Linked DNA regions of Homo sapiens: region 2 is linked to region 1. A link is a contact called in ENCODE Hi-C or POLR2A ChIA-PET data. All regions are on one chromosome and are shown on one strand. Each heading gives the region's core, a stretch centred on a gene start or an enhancer-like site at or near the end of the contact. The rest is flanking DNA. Distances are from core to core; before and after follow the strand shown.

What was found. A loop is a pair of places that touch in the nucleus more often than their neighbours do. ChIA-PET counts read pairs that join two places held with the same protein, here RNA polymerase II (POLR2A). Pooled maps may share reads with other maps.
Region 2: a map of posterior cingulate gyrus shows a loop between it and region 1 (2.4-fold over the local background). The contact joins the enhancer-like site here to the promoter of YAE1 in region 1. A Hi-C loop is called at or near these places in 2 of 168 maps with a recorded cell type or tissue (astrocyte of the cerebellum and posterior cingulate gyrus) and 1 of 50 pooled maps. POLR2A ChIA-PET finds 5 or more read pairs at or near these places in 5 of 52 experiments (A549, H1, WTC11 and 2 more).

Annotation. Positions count from the first base shown.
Region 1 is chr7:39,563,446-39,568,508 of GRCh38, reverse strand. It overlaps YAE1 (YAE1 maturation factor of ABCE1), which reads right to left and starts at 2,105. Exons shown (of 3, transcript NM_020192.5): 1 at 1,962-2,105. The coding sequence starts at 2,090. It overlaps YAE1-DT (YAE1 divergent transcript), which reads left to right and starts at 2,160. Exons shown (of 3, transcript NR_187579.1): 1 at 2,160-2,366. It also overlaps the pseudogene TMX1P1. RefSeq lists an enhancer at 1,819-2,268.
Region 2 is chr7:39,608,027-39,613,494 of GRCh38, reverse strand. It overlaps a transcript of YAE1 not described here and the pseudogene LOC646999. Among named protein-coding and RNA genes, the nearest start is that of RALA, 13 kb to the left of the region's middle. RefSeq lists a silencer at 3,615-3,764. Within about 2 kb of position 4,159, at least 10 of the 41 ENCODE cell types and tissues checked have a DNase peak (open chromatin) inside an H3K27ac peak, as active enhancers do.

The sequences.
Region 1 (5,063 bases), core at 856-3,355:
AAAATTTTTCTTTTTGGATGTGAAGGTGAACATTCCTGATTTTTGTCTGATGTGGAAAAGTCCTGGTATTTTACATTTTGAAAATTCACAGAAGGTTAATATAAAACAAAGTTTGCATTCTACTCAGGAAAAAGCATCTTCTTGTATATGTTTTAAATGTATCTTTGGCATCATATACAGAAAGTTCTTAATTAATTTTACAGTCTGTAATGCTTGATGTTTCAAAATCATTAACTATATATATATATATTTATTATTATCATTATTTTTTGAGATGGAGTCGCGCTCTGTCACCCAGGCTGGAGTGCAGTGGCATGACCTCAGCTCACTGCAACCTCTGCCTCCCGGATTCAAGTGATTCTTCTGCCTCAGCCTCCCAAGTAGCTGGGACTATAGGTGCACGCCACTATACCCGGCTAATTTTTGTATTTTTAGTAGAGATGGGGTTTCGCCACACATTTTTATATTTTAAGATACAAACTTCATATTTTCCTGTTCTTTCCTAACTGCTAATATTGTGTGGTATCTTACAGGTAGAAATCAACAGGATGGTACACTTAGTGTATTTTTACTCCTTAAAGAGCATACTCCTTAAAGGGCATACATAGTTTTCACCTTACAAGAAGGGGGAAAACCATAAATACAATGAATCAACTGACCATTATGTAGTAGACAATTTCTGTAATGTCCCCTTCTTTCTAGGCTCTGCGGATAGGAGAATCCACTAGACTTATAGTAGCATAATGTACAAGTTTTCTTTAAAGGTCTCTCCTTTAGAATATAAAATATTATACCATTGAAGAGTTTGGATGTGTAACCTGTGATGCCTTAGAAAAATATCCTAAGCACAAAATAAACTTTTCTAATCACTTCAAAAGATTAAAAAAACCAAAAAACAAAAAACAAAACCCAGCATTAGCAATGTCTTCACAAAAAGGATATATGGAAAATTACACATCTGGGCTCTTGCCAACTGATTGGAATGGTGTGGGTGGGTGAGGAGACAGGGCAAAGCAGAGAGAGGAAATTGTTTAAAAAAAAAAGGATGATGAGAAGTCTGGTTTCAGAAATTTTGCATAATACCTAAATTCAACTAACCTGCAAAAGCTCTGTGGGTAGTGATTTCGTTCTGCATCTCTCACGGTGCCACAGCATTTAAAAGATGCTCAATACTTATTAGTGTGGCCCCAGTCTCACATAAAGCATTTTTGTAATTGACAACATGGTTTTTGGGCTAAGCAAATACCACTCTACTGAAATATTAAACAGGGCAGATTCCCAACTGCAGCTTTAGCGGCAATTTAATGGTTGGCAAATATATTAAGTGGATGTGGACCTCACTATTTGGTCCTCACCCAGAAATACTGTAGGCTGCACACAGAAATTAAGCTTAGTTTCAATGAATAGTGAGACAAATTAGAGATGAAAAAGTTACATCTAACAAATAAAAAAGAAACCAACTTTAATATTCCCTTACCTAGACACCAGTATTCCACATTAGCTTTCCCTTATTGTCCTCTGACAGCATGCTTTAGTTCATCTTTTCAATATGTCTTGATTAACACTACTCCTTAACTTTAGGCTCCCTACCCATTCAAGCCACCCATATAAACTGCGTACACGTCCTTTGACAGCCATAATAAGTATAGTGTATGTTTCTCTCCAGCTCCTTTCCCTGTGATCCTCAACAAACTGCAAACTGTTCAAAGTCTACACATAGTTAATTTTGGTCGGTCCTCAGTTTCTAACGCATCCCGTAGGCGCTCAAAGAATGCGTCTTGTTGTTTTACACGCTTTCAAGTAACCATCGAGAAATCCTAGCAAGACGCGGGTCGGACCGGGTCCCTAGGGATAAAGAGAGCAGCGCCGGGCCAGGCTGGGGCCACTCTGGACCCAGCTTCTTCACAACTCCGCGCCTCTTCCCACAACCCAGCACCCCGCGCCGTCCACACCACGTTTACTTTGACTCGTCTTTGCATGTTACTCTGCCATTCCCGCTGCGCCAGGAGCGACTCGTCTGCTTCTTCGTCAAACACGTCCCCTTTGTCTCCAGGGCCCTGGATCAAGGAGGCTGCTTGAACCCACGACATCACCGAGGCAATTACGGGGTCGCAGGCCACCGGAAGCGCCAACAACTCCTTCCGGTCCGAAGGCGGGGCGAAGACGGCGAGTGGAGGCTCGGGAGGGGCTGCGTGTGCGCGGAGGCGGGCTGTGGCCCGTGGCCGCCGCCGGAGCCTTTCGCTTGCGGTGATTTTGGGCTCCCTCGGTTGGCAGTGTTGATGTGTGCCTGTGAGTTGTGAGCGAGGCAGATTTCCTCGCGTGGCCGGCACGACCTTCACCTTTGCAGAAGGCAACCGGGACCCTCAGTGAGACACCTTCCATTTCCACCGTAGTCTTACCATGGTCTGGGTTTTACATTCGCGCGCTTTGGTAAACTATTAAAGGTAGTAAAGTCGATGGGCGATTACCACCCAAATACTTTGTCTCTTTTGGAATCTCCTCTGCATTTAAAGGATTTGACAAGCCGACATTTTAAACTGTTAGGATTGTGGAGTAAAGGAAAATAGGATCGAAAAGCGAGGTACTGTAGCCAATTTGAGATTAGTAAGAAATATAGAGTACATTTGTAAAGCCAATATATTTTTTCATTGATTCACGATATCCTTCTGCCTCCCATTCCTGTTCATATGCCCTAAAGTAAACAGTTGGTTTGGTAAGGGTGGGGACTTGTGTCAACACCAGGACAGTTCTGACACATAGTAAATGCTGAACTCTATTTTGGTGAATGAATGAATACCTGTAGTATTCCTGTTTTGCCCTTTGCCTGGGTAAAATGAGTCATGTGATTATGATTTATTTATCTAACAATTTATTGAACACCTACCTTGTGTCAGGTACCATTCCAGGCTTTGGGATACATCAATGAACAGACGGAAGTTCCCAACCCTTGTCGACTTTATAGTCATGTAAAATTGACAGGATAAACAATAAGCAATATATAAGTAGCATAAGGTTTGTTAGAAGATCATAAATAAATGCTATGAAAAAAATTTTTAAATAAGCACAGTAAGAACCATAAGTGTGTGGGAGTGGGTGGTTGGTTCATGTTACAATTTTAAATCTCCAGAGAGAATTTGGCATCCCACAAATAAAAAATATATAAACTACAAATATGTATATTTTATTAATGTAAATATATTAAGATATATGTATATATCTTTATTAGGAACAAAATGGTAGTAAGCAATAAAGATAACAATAAAATAGAAAACCTCAAAACTTGAATAAGTAAGTCCAATTCTTTTTTGTATTATTTGAAAACACCAATAAGATAGATAATCCTGTCATGACCCAGATTTTTAAAGAGAACAAAATTATACAAGAATGAGAAATGAGATAACCACTGATGCAGAAGGAGATTAAAATATTAATTACCAACTAAAACTCAAAAGCAACACATTCGAAAACCTGAGAGATATGAATGACTTTCTAAGAAAATTGACCCAAGAAGTAGGGTCATGAAGAGACTAATTACCATAGAAAAATTGGACATTAAATATCTACTATTAAAAATGTCATGGAGACTTGGGAGTTTCACATTAAGTCCTTTGCAATCTTTAAGGAATGATGGAGTCTTAAACTATTTTTACCATTTTAGGGGAGAGAAAAAGAAGAAACTCCTTAAATCATTTCATGAAGCCAGCCTTACTGTAACTTCATAAAGATAGTACCAGAAAAACCCCAAAGTTCAAGTTAGCTTGTGAATATATATCCAAAAGAGAATCTAGTAGGTTGGTGCAAAATTAATTGGGGTTTACTTTTGCACCAACCTGGTAGTACTTTATCAAAAGAATAATTTAAGAGGTTTTGTACCAGGAAAGCAAACTTTTGCAATATTAGGACATCAATAATATTTCATTGCATTGACTATTTTTTTTTTTTTTAAAACAGCGTCTTGCTCTGTCACCCAGGCTGGAGTGCAGTGGTGAGATCACAACTCACTGCATCCTTGATCTCCTGGGCTTGAGCTATCCTCCTGCCTCAACCTCTTGAGTAGCTAGGACTACAGGCATGTACCACTGCACCTGGCTAATTTTTTGATTTTTTTGTAGAGACAGGAGTCTCACTATGTTGCCTAGGCTGGTCTCCAACTTCTGAGCTCAAGCTATCCTCCTGTGTCAGCCTCCCAAAGTGCTGGGATTACAGGCATGAGCCACTGTGCCTAGCCTGCATCAACAATATAAAAGGGAAAAAACATGTTATATTAATAAATGCTAAAAAGTTATTTGAAAAAATTTAAAAATCATTTCTAACAAAATAAAGTAGAAATAGAAACTACAAATTGGTAAAGACTTTACAAAAATTCCAACGAGTAGTATTTTAAACACTTAGATGTTCAGATATTTCCTTTAACATATAGAAAGGAGAGGGCATCTGGTAGTCACTATTATTACTTAATATTCTTTTAGAGACTAGCACACTAGCACTTGCAATAAGAGAAGTAAACAAAATAACATGTATAAATGTTGGATAATAAAAGATGAAGATATTCCTTTTTAAAAAATGAGACGGGATCTTGTTCTGCCACCAAAGCTGGAATGCAGTGGTGCAATCATAGCTCACTGCAACCTCAAACACCTGGGTTCAAGCAATCCTCCTGCCTCAGTTTCCCAGGTAGTTGGGACTACAGGCACGCACCACAATGCCCAGCTAATTTTTAAATTATTTTTAGTAGAGACGGGGGTCTCGCTTTGTTGCCCAGGCTGGTTTTGAACTCCTGGCCTTAAGTGATCCTTCTGCCTCAGCCTTTCAAAGTGCTGTGATTATAGGCATGAACCACCATGCCCAGCCTAAGATATTCCTTTTGGTCATTATATGATTATATACCTAGAAAACCCAAAAGACTTTGCTTAAAAAATAACAGAATAAAGAAATTTGATAAAGTCTGTGAATATAAGAAAAATAAACACACCAATAGCCTCTTCTAGTAATAATCATCTAGAAATGTAAATGAGATAAATATTCCACTTGAAATACCAACAAATATTATTAAATATAGTAAT
Region 2 (5,468 bases), core at 2,910-5,409, 43 kb before region 1:
ATTTTTCTTATTTAACATTCTACAACTGGTGGTTTTATTTTCTAAGTAAATTTATGTCACCTATTGCTGCTACAGCAAATTAATGCAAATTTAGTGGTTTAAAACTAACAAAAAAAAGTTTTATTTTACAGCTCTAGAGGCCAAAGTCTAAAATGGATTGGCAGGACTGTGTTCCTTCTGAAGGCTCTAGGGCAGGGGTCCCCAACCCCCGGGCCAGGAACTTGTACAAGTCTATGGCTTGTTAGGAGCCAGGTGGTACAGCAGGAGGTGAGCGGCGGGCTAGCCAGTATTACCACCTGCGCTCCACCTTCCATCACTTTAGCAGTGGCATTAGATTCTCATAGGAGCAAAACCCTATTGTGAACTGGGCATGCGAGGGATCTAAGTTGTGTACTCCTTGTGAGAATCTAACTAACGCCTGATGATCTAAGGTGGAACAGTTTCATCCGAAAACTATCCCTGCTAGCCACCTGTCCATGGAAAAATTTTCTTCCAAAAAACCAGTTCCTGATGCCAAAAAGGTTGGGGACGACTGCTCTAGGGGAGAATACTATTCTTTGCTTCTTCCAGCTTCTAGAGGCTGCTCAGTCCTCGACTTGTGGCCCTCTTCCATCTCCAAAGCCGGCAGTCTCATCACTCCGTCTTCTGCTTCCATCATCATATCTCCTTTCCAACTCTGACTGTCCTGCCTCCCTCATAGAAGGTCTCTTGTGATTACACAGGGTTTACCAAATGATCCAAGGGAATTTCCCCATCTCAAAATCCGTAACTTAATCACATGTGCCAAATCCTTTTGCCTTTAAAGTAATATATTCACAGGCTCTGGGGCTTAGGACATAAACATCTTTAGGTGAGGGTATTCATTGTTCAGCCTATTGTAATAAATAATTATTATCAAATTGATACACATAAATTAAAAAATCAAATAATATTGAAAAATCCCTCTCTCCAAGGCAAGTATTTTTAGCTTTTGTATCTGTTTCTTCTAGTATTTATCTTCATCGTTCTCAATAATAGGCTTACATGGTCATTTCTTATTTTACCAGTTTTATTTTATTTTTGAGACGGTCTCACTCCATTGCCCAGGATGGAGCACAGTGGTGTGATCTTGGCTCACTGCAACCTCCACATCCTGGACTCAAGCAGTCCTCCCATCCTAGCCTTCCAAGTACCTGGAACTACGGGCACACACCGCCACATCTGGCTAATTTTTTGTACTTTTTGTAGAGAGGAAGTTTAGCCATGTTGCCCAGGTTGGTCTCAAACTCCTGGGTTCAAGCAATCCACCTGCCTTGGCCTCCCACAGCGCTGGGACTGCAGGCATGCACGGTGGCACCCAGCCTATTTTATCAATTTTAGACATCATATGCTGACTTTGTTTTTTTAAGAAGACAAGGTAAACAAATAACTTAAGTAATTTATTTGTTTGCAGTGAAGCTTGTTAACACCATATAATGAAAATGTACAAAGAACCATGTTGCAATTATTGGGTAGATTTAAGTTAAAGACATTCATTAATAAGGAATCTTTGAATATGAATATTCCAGGACTATCTCTAAGCCATTTGATCAGAACATCTGTCTTTGACTATTACCTTATTTGGGAAGGTATTGGCATAAATTTGAATTAAGCTCAGAATTTTTCAAAATAAGCCCTCATTTAAAAAAACTATATTCTATATTCAAATAAAATAATATGAATAGGACTTTCCAGAAACAATAATAAAGGAAACAAGGTATCTTGTAAAATGTGGTCCTGAACAAATCATGGTAAAAAAATAAATGTATACTTAACTCCCAACTCCTCACAAAAGAGGCTACTTTCTGTGCCTCAGCTGTGGAAACAAGGGGCAGAATACCCTATTAGCAACCTTGGGCAGGGGTTTGCCAACACAAAAGCTCAAGCACTTAAACATGGCTACCTCAAAATAATTTGGGGGAACCTGACCAAAGGATTCAAATTTTGTTTTTAGTAACTGATACAAAGGTAAAGTGCTCCTGCAACTAGCAGTGCCAGGGGAGCCTGCCTCGGCCCAGCACTCACCTACCTTATGCCCCCGAGCAAACTCTGATGCTCCTGCTCCAGGGGAGACCTTTTCCCTTTAGAGGTTCAGGACCCAGTGAACTCTTGGATTGTGTGAATGAGGTAAGCACCAACTCCATTTGGGAATTTTAAGGCTTGGAGTTAAATATTTTTCTAACACAGCTAGGCAGAGTCCATGTGTCAAAGGCCAGTCTCCAGTTTGTTCTAATTTCTCACTATGTATTTGTATATCTAAGACAACAGACTTTCACTGTATTGTCATAACCACAGCCAATGGCCATCTTCACTTTTTTTTTTTTTCTTTGAGATGGAATCTTACTCTGTCACCGAGGCTAGAGTGCAGTGGCACAATCTGGGCTCACTGCAACCTCTGCCTCCCTGGTTCAAGTGATTCTCCTGCCTCAGCCTCCCGAGAAGCTGGGATTACAGGTGCTCGCCACCATGTCCACCTAATTTTTGTATTTTTAGTAGGGACAGGGTTTCTCCACGTTGGCCAGGCTGATCACGAACTCTCCTCAAGCGATCCGCCCAGCTCGGCCTCCTCCCAAAGTGCTGGGATTACAGGCATGAGCCACCATACCCAGCCTGCATCCTAATTTATGATTCCTATTTTGTGCCTGGTGAACAGTCCCCATATTTAACAATAATACCTACACATAAAACAATCCACTGTTACAATTTATATAGTCACAAAGCATTAAGTATCTTCTGTAGACCATAGTTTTTAACCATAATTTTCTGCATCAAATCCACAGCCAGAATCCCCAAGATCAAAAAAATTTGCACAATACAAACCATAATCTAAAGTACATGTACAGACACATACACACTCTCACACACACTTCTTACAGAACTGTGCTTGGGGAAACTCCATTTGTTGAGTGCCACTGAAGGCATATTTTGCTACACTGCTGCTCCAGGTATTTTTGTTTGGAAAAATCTGTCACAGTAGGGTATGACTATTTACTGGATGAACAGAAAAGAAAGATATACCTGTGGCAACCAGAAAGTTTTAAGGTCTTTCAAGTCGTATAAAATGGACCTGCAGAAACGTTGGAATGTTCTCAGGATGCAAAGTTGGAGCTGAAATGTGATATCAAACAGTTGCAAAAAATGTATAGCAACCATGCCTTGAGGTCAAACCTGGTACCGAGATCTGCAACAAAAAGCTTCAAGACACATAGTTTGTTGGGCTTGTCCCACATGGTCGCATAATCTGCTCATGTGTGAATTTCACAAACGACTCGTATTGCTCTGCTAGTTTGGTATTGAGGATTTTCTCATACTCCTCCCAAATCTTCTCTTCATAGTTTGAGAGACGTGTACATATTGTTCTAGCTTGCCGGAGGGCCAAGGTGGGCTGGTCCATCTTCACCCAGGAGAAACCTGCAGCACTGGGTGCTGGGTGCTGAGGACTGAGGCTGGCTTTCCTAAGCACAAGCTGCCCTCTGATTAAGAACAACTTCTAAATGTGTCCACCTCTGATAATGATTCTATTATATGTTGAAAAATGTGTTTCGGAGTTGGAAGGTGCCTCTGGCGGCCAGGCGGGGCAGGCTGCTGCAGGGTCGCGGTGGGGTTTGCGTCTGAAACGCCGGCGGTGGCTCGGCGTCCCAGGGCCTGGGGCCCGGAGCCGGGCGGGGAAGCGGGGAGTGGCGCGGCCGCTTTGGGGAACCAGGCTCAGCAGCGTCGCCTCGAGCTCCGTGGGCTGCTTCGGTGTCGCCCCGCTCGCCATGTGGCCGGGGACCGGGAGGGGACGCGGCAGTAGTTGCGTCCCAACCTCCGGACTCCTCAGCGGGGCTCTCAAGCCCAGTAGGCTCCAATCCGTTGAGTTCCTGTTTTGATAGACAATTGGATAGACAGAGATTTGGCTCTGTTATCACTGTCCCCACAACTTTCCCCATTCTCCCAATTCGATAACATCATCATTTTCTGATAAACTTATAACGAAGATTTGTCTCTGTTACAACCCCCCAACTTTCCCCATTCTCCCAATTTGATAACATCATTACTTTCTGATAAAATAATAACCAGTGTTCCCACATGATGGTGATGTAAATATGATTCACTGCACAGCTTAATAGAGAAGTATGACTGCATTTCCTTTTAAAGATTTTTGTTTGGCTTTGGTATCTGCCTTATTGTTTCACTTATCTAATTTTCTATCCAGATGTTCCTAATGCTTTCCAAATATTTCATCATATTATCTGTGGGGTCTCCCTTTTCCTGCAGCTCTTCCCCTGGGGGCCTCCAGTCCTCCTGATCACTGGCCTGGTTATTCTTCCTGTCTACAGCACAGTTATCCTGTGATTCTTCCTCACTGCTTTCTTGGATAGCACATTAAAGGGGCTGGCGGGCTGGAGTGCAAAGAAAAGGTGACAACTTTTCTGAAAGTGAGATTTCTGACATGTTGGACTGAAATTGTCTTTATGTTCTGCAGTGATGGGAAGGATTTTTAAATCTGACTTAATCATTAAGCTCATGTCAGGCTTGACTTTGGTATAAAATGAACCCTGACTCAGTATTTCTGACAATCAAGTAATACTCAGAATGAGTATTGGTTGTTTTAATTATATAACTTCTTCAGTTAGAAGCCCAAAGTCTTTTATGTAATGAGTGAAAGAGTAATTAAAAGTATTTGTTTACACTCCATATCTGAATGCTTTCTGAAGGAAAGCATTGGTGGATCCCTTATCAGTAGTTACTGAGAATTCATACATAATTAATAAACTTCTGTAATATAGAATGAAATCCTAGAAAATGTAAAATTTTGTTTAGACTGTAATCATGTCTAAAACGTATGTTGAATAGAATTAGCTTATTTCCTGTCTTTCCTCTTGGAAGAAATCAGAGTCCCTCAAATCAGTCATTCTGTAAATACTTGTTGGGTGCTTATTATGGTCAAGAGAGCAGATCTCCTGAGAGATCTTATCTTTGCCACATTCTCTTCCTCTCTTTGTTTTCTACCCTTTTCTTTTTCTTCTTTCCCGGAAATCATCCCTTAAACTTTCTCTATCTCCTACTCCATCTGCTCTTCACTGCCTGTCTCTCTCAATCCCTACGTCTTCTCTTGTCAGCAGTCACTTGATCAACACAGGTGCCTTCTGTGTATTCCCAAGAACTTTGCCATGTGTATTGTCCCAATTTTTAACTTCCCTAGGGTGCTGTGCTGAATATTTTATAGGCGTTAAATAAATTATTGAAAGGCTTTAGAACTATAGGCAAATGGCATTTCACTTATGTCCTTGTTTCTAAGTCAATTTTTAAAAGTTGCATACCTTTATACCTTTATAACAATGGCACCTTTGTTGATTTCAGGGTTATTCAGTAGTTTCCTTAATTAATTTTTTTGACAGAAATAAAGGAGTCAAGGGAGGGTGAACATGTTCTATGATCCTTGGATTTGGCCTGAAGGCTATTAAGGA